Linked DNA regions of Homo sapiens: region 1 is linked to region 2. A link is a loop called in an ENCODE intact Hi-C map of the cell type or tissue named here. Cell type or tissue: mammary epithelial cell. All regions are shown on one strand. Links, peaks and the distances in the headings refer to the core of each region. The heading gives the core; the rest is flanking DNA.

Evidence for each region. Peaks named below come from ENCODE experiments on the same cell type or tissue, not always from the same donor. Only the 100,000 strongest peaks of a DNase experiment are listed, where the experiment ranks them.
Region 1: a loop joins it to region 2, with 6 times the contacts of the local background. A loop is called at or near these places in 22 of 110 quality-filtered maps.

What each region holds. Positions count from the first base shown.
Region 1 is chr9:136,642,497-136,647,852 of GRCh38, reverse strand. LOC105376325 (a long non-coding RNA gene) reads left to right here and starts at 3,377. Exons shown (of 3, transcript XR_930446.4): 1 at 3,377-3,707; 2 at 3,832-4,109. LOC102724193 (a long non-coding RNA gene) reads right to left here and starts at 1,169. Exons shown (of 4, transcript XR_930443.3): 1 at 309-1,169. RefSeq lists silencers at 1,004-1,193, 1,804-1,853, 3,014-3,143, 3,414-3,463, enhancers at 796-1,492, 1,493-2,190 and a cis regulatory region at 821-3,530. In mammary epithelial cell, for the core only: a CTCF peak has its summit at 3,192; no DNase peak of the experiment used is centred there; H3K27me3 peaks cover 287 bases.
Region 2 is chr9:136,691,120-136,696,475 of GRCh38, reverse strand. No RefSeq gene overlaps it. Among named protein-coding and RNA genes, the nearest start is that of AGPAT2, 6.3 kb to the right of the region's middle. In mammary epithelial cell, for the core only: a CTCF peak has its summit at 2,098 (motif pointing right); DNase peaks (open chromatin) are centred at 825 and 2,495; H3K4me3 peaks cover 160 bases; H3K27ac peaks cover 404 bases.

The DNA.
Region 1 (5,356 bases), core at 140-5,139, 49 kb after region 2:
CTCTGTCTCCCAGGCTGGAATGCAGTGGCACGATCTCAGCTCACTGCAACCTCTGCCTCCTGGGCTCAAGCAATTCTCCTGCCTCAGTCTCCCTAGTAGCTGGGATTACAGGCGCCCGCCACCACACCCAGCTAATTTTTGTATTTGTAGTAGAGACAGCATTTCACCATGTTGGCCAGGCTGGTCTCAAACTCCTGACCTCAGGTGATCTGCCCGCCTCGGCCTCCCACAGTGCTGGGATGACAGGCATGAGCCACCGTGGCCAGCCATAAAGGTGTTATTCAAGAAAAAGAAGAAATGCCTCAGACCTGAACGCTTCCCACCATCTTGGCTGAGCGTTTGACCACATCGGTGGATGCCCCACTGGGTTGCATTCTAGTCCGTGCCGATGGCCTCTGCGGGGGCTCCTTCCAATCCCTTGAGACGTGGGCCATGTTGTAGGGGATGCTGGCAGTTAGTGGGAAGTGTGAGCACTGAGGGGCCCCCAGTCCTGGAGAGGAAGCCTTCTGGGCTGCGGGTCTCTCTCCTGCCAGGCATCCCGGGCACCATGCAGCCCCTGCCACCCTGGGCTCAGCCTGCCCCGTGCCCTCTGCAGTCCTTCCTCAGCCAAGGGCAGCTCCTGGAGTTTAGGGGATGGGAGTGGACTCCTTCTGGGGTGGGTGGAACCTCTCCTCCACCCAGCTCAGCAGACCGGTTGTGAGGTTGCCGCGTAGGCACCATGGGCAGTCGGGGGTAAGGATGGATACCTCTCGGTAGCTGATGCGGGGCTCACGCTGGGCTGGCACTTTAAGACAGATGCCGGAGGAGCAGCCAGGGGTGTTTGTGGGGCACATGGGCCGGGCCAGGCCAGCGCCTCTCTGGGACCTCAAGCAGGAGAGTGGTCGGTCCAGCCCGGGAGGGAGCCTGTGGCTAGGCCTGTGCAGGAGTCGGGGGGGACTCTCGGTGGGGACCCTCCCGGCAGCCGAAACTGGGGGAGGGAGAGCAGAACATCTGGCCCTGCTGGGTTGGGGCTGATGCTTCTGTTTAGCCGTAGCAGCCTCCCTGGGGTTGATTTCCTAGAGCTCCTACACCCCCAGTTTGTCCGGGGCCCCAGCCGTAGCTGCTACTGGGGGCCTCAAACTCCCCCAGGGCAGCCAGGACCCCAGGGGCTGTGGAGCCAGGGGCAGAGTGGAGGTGGGGGTCGGGGGAGGGCTGCAGCCGGGCCCATAGTCCCCACCCTGCAGGCCGGAGCAGGAAGGGCTGGCGGGAGCCAGGGACAAAAGGCGGACGTGCAGCCGGCCATGTGTGTCCTTATCACAGGCTGCACTCCCAGCACAGCAGCCTGCGCGGAAACGCTCCTCTCCGCCGCCTTCCTGCCTGGAAGCCCGGAGGCGGAGGCGGAGGCGCTGGAGGCCCCCACCCAGCGGGACGGGAGGCTGAGGGGAGCAAGGGGAGCGAGCGGAGCCAGGTGGGGGCAGATGTGCAGGATGGGTCAGGGGCAGCGGGGTGGGAGGCCCAGCCTCCGGGGTCTGGAGGGTTAGCTGAGTACTTCACGCTGCACTGATCTGTGGGGCCGCCGTGATGTGGGTGCTAACGCTCTCCCCACCTGTTGGATGGGGAAACTGAGGCCCAGGGCAACAGTGACCTCTCGAGGTCAGGCCCCAGCTAGGTGAGGCACAAACTCAGTCCAGAGGCGGCCCCGGGGGCTCTGCCGTCCACCCAGGCTCTGGCTGACAAGGGGCCCTCCTGCTGTGCTGGCTCCCGAAGGGGATGGCCCGGACTGGGCCCAGCTGCCCTCTGGTGGATATGGGGCCACCCCAGTCAGGGTGGGGCTGACAGGGTCCATGCTCCCTCCCGCCCTCGGACGTGCAGACTTGAAGAACGCTGGCGGGCGGGCTTGGGGGCCTAGCACCGGCCAGGTCACCAGTGCTACCTTCCTCTGAGTGAATCTGCCGGAGGACTGAGCTGGGGTCCGGGAACGGCTTCCCAGCAGGCCCTGCAGCCTATTCTGCCCCAGGCGTAAGTCATGCTCCCTCCCTGGGAGGACATGGCTGCTGGTGGGGTGCTGGGGCCACATCCAGTCCTCTTGGCTTCTTGAGGTTGGGGTGATGACTGCCCCCAGCACGTGAAACCCATGGGTAGGCGGTGGGGACTGTGTTCCTGCCCTGATGACACCTGCTGTGGGAAGGCACCAGAGCCCCTGCAGGCCCCCACTTCTGCAGAAGCACGGGGGGTGGGGGGTGGGGGGCGTGGGAGAGGCCCACAGAGGCTTGTGCCCCTCTAACCTGTTCCGTGGTGACAGGGCTCTCGCTTGCCTCCCGGGGAGGCATCCTGAGCCCAGTGGCTAGATTCAGGTCGTGGCCCTGCTGTGAGAGGGACCTTTGCGTCCCTGACTGACAGTGGGTGAGCCAGGCCGTGAGAGTCTTTTTCTGTTGGCCGTGGCTGGAGCCTGTGACCTGCAGGCCAGAGAGCGCAGGGCCACCTGCAGTCGCCGACCGGGCCCATTGTCATCTGTGGATCTGGCTGTGCCTCAGTTTCCCACCCATCAACTGGGGCTGGGGCTGTAGCTGAGTGGCGCTTCCTTGGGGGGTGGGAGAGGAGAGGCTGCCATATCCAGAGCACGTCCGCCCTAGGCCCTGGCCCGGCCCGGGGCCCTGCCTCCGCTAATTTGAGAGGATAGAGGAAGTCCCCTGTGGCCTCTCCCCTTCTCAGCTGACCTCACCCATCTGGGGCTGCACAGGAAATGCCCGGGTGTGCTGGGGCCTGACCCTTCTGCAGAGCCGGGGCCCCAGCGCCAGCCGCCCGCCATCTGCTGACCTCTGGCCAGGCTCAACGCCACACTCTCCAAGGCTGACTCAGAGCCCTGGGAAAGGGTCAGGGGCTCCCACCTCCGTGCTGAGCTCATCAGGGAGGGGCTCAGCACCTGGTCACCTCTGTGTCCTCACACCCCAGGCTCTGCCTGGCTGCTGCCTGCCTGGTGGTCAGTGCCTGTCACCCCCACTGTCCCCTCCAGGCCACAGGAAGAGTCTGAGCAGGGAGAACCCTGGTCTCACGGGCTCCCAGGGCCCTGGCACCGAGGGTGTGAGGAGCCTCTCCTGGGACAAAGGCCGAGGGGTTCCGGGGGTCCTTGGCCTCCGTGGCCGTTGGCATGGGGCCCCCCCAACGACCCGCAGCCGGCAGATGGGGCGGCGGCTGCAGTTCCCCCAATGCTCACAGCGCGGCGGTGTTTCCCCGCGGAAGCTGCCCCGGACCAGTGGCCTCTACCCTGCTGCTGCCAGCCTTGGGCGGGGCTCCCTGCACGTGGGACACGCACCCCTCCCACCCTGACAGCCTGTGCGTCCCGCCCTGCGTGGCTTCTCTCCAAAGGCTCTTAAGATTCGAGGAGAGGGGCGGAGAGAGGACCTGGCTTGGTTGGGAAGTGGGGCCTGGGACCCTGGGACCCTGTGCTCCGACCCCACCTGCAAGGCTGCGCCCTCCGCAGGGGGCCGTCCGGGGGGGCCCTGCCCGCGGGTCACTGCCAGGATCCTGCAAGCAGCCAGCGGGCACCGCTGTCACCACATTTCACACTCTGAGGAGCTCTGGGCACAGCCTCCAGGGAAAGCCTGGCTGCCGACTCTGGCCCCCTGACTCCTGAATCCTGCGAGTCACACGGCGGCACGGCCTGCATATCGGGGAGGATGGCAGGCTGGGCTGTCCTGAGGTGACCAGGGAATGCCAGACGCTTTGGGGTGAGGGTTTGCTTGCCGGCTTTGGGGCAGGCCAAGGGATTCTGCAGGGGCAGTAGGTCCCCGCGATCTTCTGGGGAGGGGCCGGCTGCCGAATCTCTGGGATTCAAATGTGGAAAACCCACAGGGGGCATTCCCGTGATGACTGAAAGAAGAAGTGGCAGCGTCACAGCTGAAGGGAGGCTGTCAGAGTGACCAGAGTGGCCAGTCCAGAGGAGACGGGTGGGGCAAAGTCTCCAGGAGGCCAGGAGATGCCTTCAAGAAAAGAAATGGAAAGGAGTGATGACCTGATGCGTGTGAGAACACGGGGACGAGCCTTGCGGCTCCGTGGGAGAGCTTGGGTGAGGACCACCCGTGCCGCGGCGACCTCTGATCGTCACCCAAGCTGTGCCCTCCCATTTCACGGTAAAAGGGGTTTCACCGGGCTCAAGGCTGTCCAGCTAAAGACCACGTCTCCCAGCCTCCTTGCAGACTCTAACTTAGCCTGTGACCAAGTTCTGGTCAATGGGACCAGAGCAGGAGTGGGAGGTGTCACTTCCGGATCTTCCCATTAAAAGAAAGGGTCATTCTCCAGGAGAACCCACCCGAGGTGTCCTGGCCGTAGCCACCTTCAAAATGCCCTCTGTGTGTATGGGAGATACTATACCCTAGAATCTCAGAACACGCCAGAACGCTGAAATGCCCTTCTACCTTTGGATTTACAGCCCCCTCCAGATAAATTAAGAAATTCAGTATTTCTCCACTCTTAGCTGGATTCTAAAGTTCTGTATATCTCATGATGATGTGTATTTTTATAGCAGCCTTTTAACAGAACTAGTTAATTTGGTGTATATGAATTTTTCTCGAAGATCTGGTCCAAACTATATTCAGTTTTCTGCCCAGAATTATCAGATTGAAGGTGGTTGGTTTTTATTTACTTTTTCTTTTATTCCTTTTTTTTTTTTTTGAGACAGAGTTTCACTCTGGTTGCCCAGGCTGGAGTGCAATGGTGTGATCTCAGCTCACTGCAAGGTCTACCTCCCAAGTTCAGGTGATTCTCTTGCCTCAGCCTCCCAAGTAGCTGGGACTACAGGTGCCCGCCCCCACACCTAGCTAATTTTTGTATTTTTAGTAGAGTTGGGGTTTCACCATATTGGCCAGGCTGGTCTCGAACACCTGACCTTGTGATCCACCTGCCTCGGCCTCCCAAAGTGCTGGGATTACAGGTGTGAGCTACCGTGCCTGGCCAGGGTCACTCTCTTGTTGACCCTTCCCTCCCTCCTGCAGGCAGGGAGATGGTGAGAGGTGGAGCAGCCCCTTTGGTCCTGAGCCAGCCACGTGTTGAGAGCGGCAGGGAAGCCCATCAGCCTCGGGACTTTCATGTGAGGGAGAAACCAACTCTATCATGTTTAGATTCCTGTTGTTTTGGTTCTTTGCCTCAGTAACTTAACCAATATTCTAACTAAGCAAGTGAAAAAGGAAGCAACTTTGAATTCCAGGAAAAACAAAAAGTTATAAAAAGGAAATGCATTTATCATATAGTACTTGGCTCAAGAGTGAACAATTACAGAGTTATATTAATGCAAGTGCTGACTATCCGTGTGAAGAATTCAGGATCCGTCGTCTGTTTGAAGGTGGGAGGGGAGAAGGGCATGCACTGGCCAGGAGAGACG
Region 2 (5,356 bases), core at 68-5,067:
GTCTAGACCTAGTGTGTCCTACAGGGTGTGCGGTGGCCAGGCCCCAGGGGGCCCCAGGGACCCTCACCTCCCAGCATCTGTCACCTCCTGCCCTCCCGTGGGCTTCTGGGCTTGGTCTGTGCAACCCACAGCCCTTGGTGGGAGTGTTGGTGTGTGGCTTCCTGGGCGCCCGGGGCCCCTCGGCGGGGCTGGTTAGAACCGGTGCTGTGGCACAGACAGCAGCTGGTGCCAGGTGGCCCTGGCCGGAGACACTCAGGGCACATGGACGTGCAAAGACAGCAGGCGGCCGAACACCTGTCACCGTCCCATGTCACGTAAGGGGAGCAGTGCACATCGGCACTGGCCGTGTGAGCCCGTGGTGTGTAAATTCCTCCAGGGAACAGGTTCACCAGCCCTGCGGAGAGCCGTGCGTGCAGCTGGCACGGGGGGTCCCTGAGAAGATCCTGGCCCTGCTGTGCTCGACTCCGCGGGGGACGCTCAGCCCTCCTCGACAGAAGGTGAGCCTAGGAGATGGAGCAGGATGCACAGAGGGAAGGGGGGTTTCACCTAAAGCTCAGACGGATCAGGACCCGGGTGCCTGCCTGGGGGGACGTGTGGGGCTCCCCCACAAGGCCGAGCTCCCTGAAGGCAGGCTTTCCCCAGGGGGTGCAGCCTACCATGACCCTGGGCCTGTGGGGATGGGCTCCTGACCAGCTGTGGTCTCACCAGGCAGACACTGGGCTCCTGCCAGGCCTCTTGACCATCTGTCTTGCGGGCTAGGACACATTCTCCTGGCCCGCCTGGCTTCTGCCTGCTTATTAAGAAGGTGGCGTGAAAACAGAGCCACCTGACGTCGCCCCAGGGCCGCAGCCAGGTGCTCTCAGCAGGGTTCTCTGGGAGGCTGGGGAGGAGGAAGGCCCAGGGCCCGGGCACTGTGCCCAGCCAGGCCCCACAGTGCTGGGCAGTGCAGTGTGCTGGCAAGAGAATGTGTCTGCCTTTATTTATACAGGTGACTGAGCAACAACAGGGCGAGGTTAATGTCATTTAAAGAAAGTGTTTTTGTTTTTGTTTTTTTGAGACAGAGTCTTACTCTGTTGCCCAGGCTGGAGTGCAATGGCACGATCTCAGCTCACTGCAATCTCCACTTCCCAGGCTCAAGCGGTTCTCCTGCCCCAGCCTCCCAAGTAGCTGGGATTACAGGCACCTGCCAGCATGCCTGGCTAATTTTTGTATTTTTGGTAGAGACTGGGTTTCACATGTTGGCCAGGCTGGTCTCGAGCTGCTGACCTCATGATCTGCCCGCCTTGAACTCCCAAAGTGCTGGGATTACAGGTGTGAGCCACTGCGCCCGGCTGGAAATGAATGTTTAGAGTGGAAGATTGTATCTGTCTTTACACCAACACACTCATAAAATATAATTTTCAATGTATTTTTATCAAGGAAGGAGCCCCTGAAGGCAAAGGGCCCGGGGCCCCCAGGCATCGCGCCCTGTGCGGAGGGTCCTGGCCATTGAGCAACAGCAAACTGGGGGCGCCGGGGATGCGGATGAAGGACACCCAGAAACTGGCAGGAATGGGGAAGGAGAAAGGAAGAGAAGGGAGGGAGGGAGGGAGGGAGGGAAAACTAATTCCCCAAGCCCAGAAACTACGATGGGTGGACTTGCAGAGGGGAGGAACTTCAGTGCACCTCAAACGCTCGGAGGCGCCTGTGCAGCTCCAGTCATGCAGGCAGAGCCGCAGTCTCAGGGCCGCTCCATGCTGGTTCCCACTAGCGGCCCGGGGGCACCCACTGCTCGGAGGACGCACCCCGTGGGTGGGGCTGGGAGGCTCCTGCCTGGCGCTGCTGAGTATTGGAGGGGCCGCGGATTCCTGGGGTGGTACCCGCCCAGCCCAGCGCTCATCAGAGGACTCGGATTGTGCGGAAGGTTGGAGCATGGCAAGTGGCAAGTGCCCCTGGGGACGCTTTAAGGACGAAGGATGGTAGATCCAAAGGCGTGACCTCCTGTGGGCTCCCGCGTCTGGGGCCACATGTCCCCCGTCATCCCTCCGTCCCTCTGCCCTGTGGCCTGGCGCTGCCTCCACCCCACCCCACCCTACCCCATCCCGGGGCCTGTCCACCAGAGGGCAGTGCTGCCCAGCCCTTCGCAGAGGCCTTGGGGAGAATCCAGGGGCGGCCTTGCTGGACTTGGCCCTAGGCTGGGGAAGGGGTCGCCAGCTGAAATACAGGACACCCAGTTAGATCTGAGTTTCAGATAAACAACAAATAACATTTTTTAGTATAAGTATGTCCCCATATTACACGGGACACGTTTATGCCAAAATATTCTTCCTTGCCAATCTGAAGTGCAGATCTAACCTGAGCCCTAGGTTTTTGTTTTGTTTGATAAATCTGGCAACCCTGCCAGGGGCAGCACAGGTGACCTGCAGGCTCTCGGAAGGCGGCTCCCAGGAGCAGGCAGGGCTGCAGTCAGCTCGGCAGGGATGGCCACCGTCTGCCACACCTGCCCAAGGCTGTGACTCAGACGGGGCTGTGACTCAGGCAGGGTGCGGCAGGGCGGGGAGGGTGGGAGCTGGGTGGCTGAGCTGCTGGACCTTAACCCTCACCTCTTACCCAGAGGCAAGAGGACCTGACCTACTCACCTGCACTCAGGGCTCTTGTGCTGAGGCCTTGGGGTGGTAAGGGGCGTGGTATAGGTCAAAGGCCAGAGCCCTGTGTCCTCTGCTCCGGAAGGCACGGCTGCAGGTGTAGTTAGTGTTGCTGACACCCTCTAGGCTTGTGCAGTGCACAACCTGCACAGCTGGGCTAGGCGCCCGGGGCAGCTCCTCTGGTTCCCTCCTCACCCAGGTCCTGCCCTCCTCTCTCTCTCCCTGCCTGCCGTGCGCCCGCCCTCACTGTGGCCTCTGGACTCCTGCTGGAGTCTCCTTGATGACATTTAAGTCACAGCTCCACCTGGAATTCAACTTGGGCTCAGACACCCCAACCCTCTGGGATGGAAAAGAAGAAAATGGAGAGTGTGGGGCAGACGCCGGCCGAGCCGAGGGCAGGTCAGCACAGCCTCATGTCCGGCAGAGGGTGTCCAGGTTCTTGGCATCATGAACAAAGAATTGGACAAAATGCACAAAGCAACGGAAGAAGGAAGCAGCAAAGGCAGAGACGTGTGGAACATGAACGCGCACTCCACAGTGCAGTGGGAGCCGGGCTGAGCACAGGGGGTCGGGAGCCCTGTTACAGAACTGCCTGGGGTCTAAATATGCTCCAGAGGTTTCCACTGGTTACTTGGTATATGCCCTATGTAAACGGAGAGGTTATTTCCTGTTGTAGCTGATGTGTTTCCATTTGATTTTGTTCTACGGAGTCAGCGTGAAACAGCCTTAGGTTCCCAGGCTCCAGATCCTCTTCTCCTCCCTCACTGGGTCCCAGTCATTGCCCCATTGTCTGGATCTCGGAGGCTGCCCCTGGTGCTGGCTGAAGCCCAGCCACCATCCCCGAAGGCCGCTCCTTCCCAGGATGTCCAGAGGCTCTCGGTGCGTCGTTTCCCAGGTGGCCCCTGACGACTGAGGGCTCCAGGCTCTGCACAGTCCACGCTGCCACTGGGATCGGAAGGGCGGATTCCTCCCTCCTTCCGTCACTCATTCACTCACCAATGGGGCACCTGCCATGGGCCAGGAGCAGAGTAGAGGGTGTTGGAAGCGAACCCACGGGTGGGCGGTCGGGTGGGGAGGGAAGCCCGCCTGCCTCTGCCCACAGGAGCCCAGGCCTGACACGGCCCCAGGACACAGGCCCCTGCCCCACACGGCAGCACGGATGCCCACGGCCCAGGCCTGGCATGGTTCAGAGGAGGACGTGGACACCAGGTCCACTGGGGGCTGCCTGGACACCCTGGAAACTGTGTGCACCACCCGGGTGGCCGTGGGAGTGCGGCGCTCAGCCTGAGAAGGACCCAGCGTCGGAAGCCCCTGTAGGCGCCAGAGCCGGCCCTCGGACGCTTCACCAAAGGAAGCTGCAGCCTCGTCTGGGCTCCGACGGCCCTTCCTGGAGGTCTTGCCGTTTCTCTCATTTGGTGGAAGAGGTCACGGCCTGTGGCACCCAGGCCCCGGCTTTCGATGCTGAGCCCCGAACCCCCGGCCTCAGCCTCATCTTGCCAAGAGGATGATCCTGTGGAAAGGTGAAGTCGCTCCCGAAATTGGGGGGCGGCTCTGAGCCCCCAGTTGGGTTTGCTAAGGCTTGGACCGGTGCTGCCAAAGGCCCTTCCGACCACATCATGGGCAGGGCGCAGGGCCAGAGCCAGGGCCACCCTGCAAGAGCCAAGCCCCTGGACACCACTGCCGGTGGGGAAACTGGGGAAATAGGTGCTCTGGAGGTATTTGGGGGAAGGGTGAAGGAGGAGCCGACTGCAGCCCAGGCCCCCCTGCCCCCGCTTGCTGGGGTTGGGACCTCGGCTCCTCTGCCCCAGTGGGATCAGCTGCTCCAAGCCCCGCCACAGTCGGGAGGCCCTTGGAGGGGCTCAGGGAGCAGAGCCCGCTGTGGTGGGTGGGGCAGCCTTGGTAGTGGAGGGGGCTCCTGAACCGCCCATTCTCTGGGGCACTTGCCTCCCTCCTGTGCCCTAGGCGAGATACCAGAGGAGGGGGCTTGGAGGCCCTAGGCCTGATTGGACGCCGCCCTCAGCAGTGAGTAAAAAGCCATGGGGTGAGGCCGAGGCTGGGGGCTGGGCCTTCATCCCTGCCTTGCTTGGGCTGGCCTGGGCCGTCCCAAGCCTCGGTCCCACTGAATCATCACACGCACCCTGCACGAAAGGGAAACTGAGGCCTAGAGAGGCAGGGCTGATCCAAGGTCACCCAGGGTCTCCTCGCTGGGTCGGGCTGCCTGACCCTGACCCTGGGCTCTTCAGCCCCACACCACACCCCTCTCGGACTGGGACCCAGGCACCCTCTGGGCCTCCGTGGTCCTGTGTGAGCTCCAGCCATGGCTGCGTCAGAGGCCGGAGCTCTGCGTCTGCTCTGGTACTTCCTGCCACGGAGCCCGACTTGCCCGGGCTCCCTGCTCCTCAGAGGCTCCACTTAGACACAGGTGTGCTGGGTGCGAGAGGCCGTGCATAGGGCACAGCTGCTCTGGGCAGGGAAGGGCTACTGCAGTGTGGGCCCCTCCTCCCTGGGCCGTCTCCTCCCTTCTGTCTCCTGATGCCTCCCCGCCCCTGTCCTCTCCATCCACCTCTGTCCTCTGTCTCCCAGCCCAGACATCATCCTGGCAGGAGAAGGACCCTGTGGGGTGTGCTCTGCCCCTCACTCCCACCCCAGCCTGTGACCTAAGAGCTCCGGATGGGACATCCAAAGGCGTGACCTCCTGTTGGCTCCTACATCTGGGGCCATATGTCCCAAGG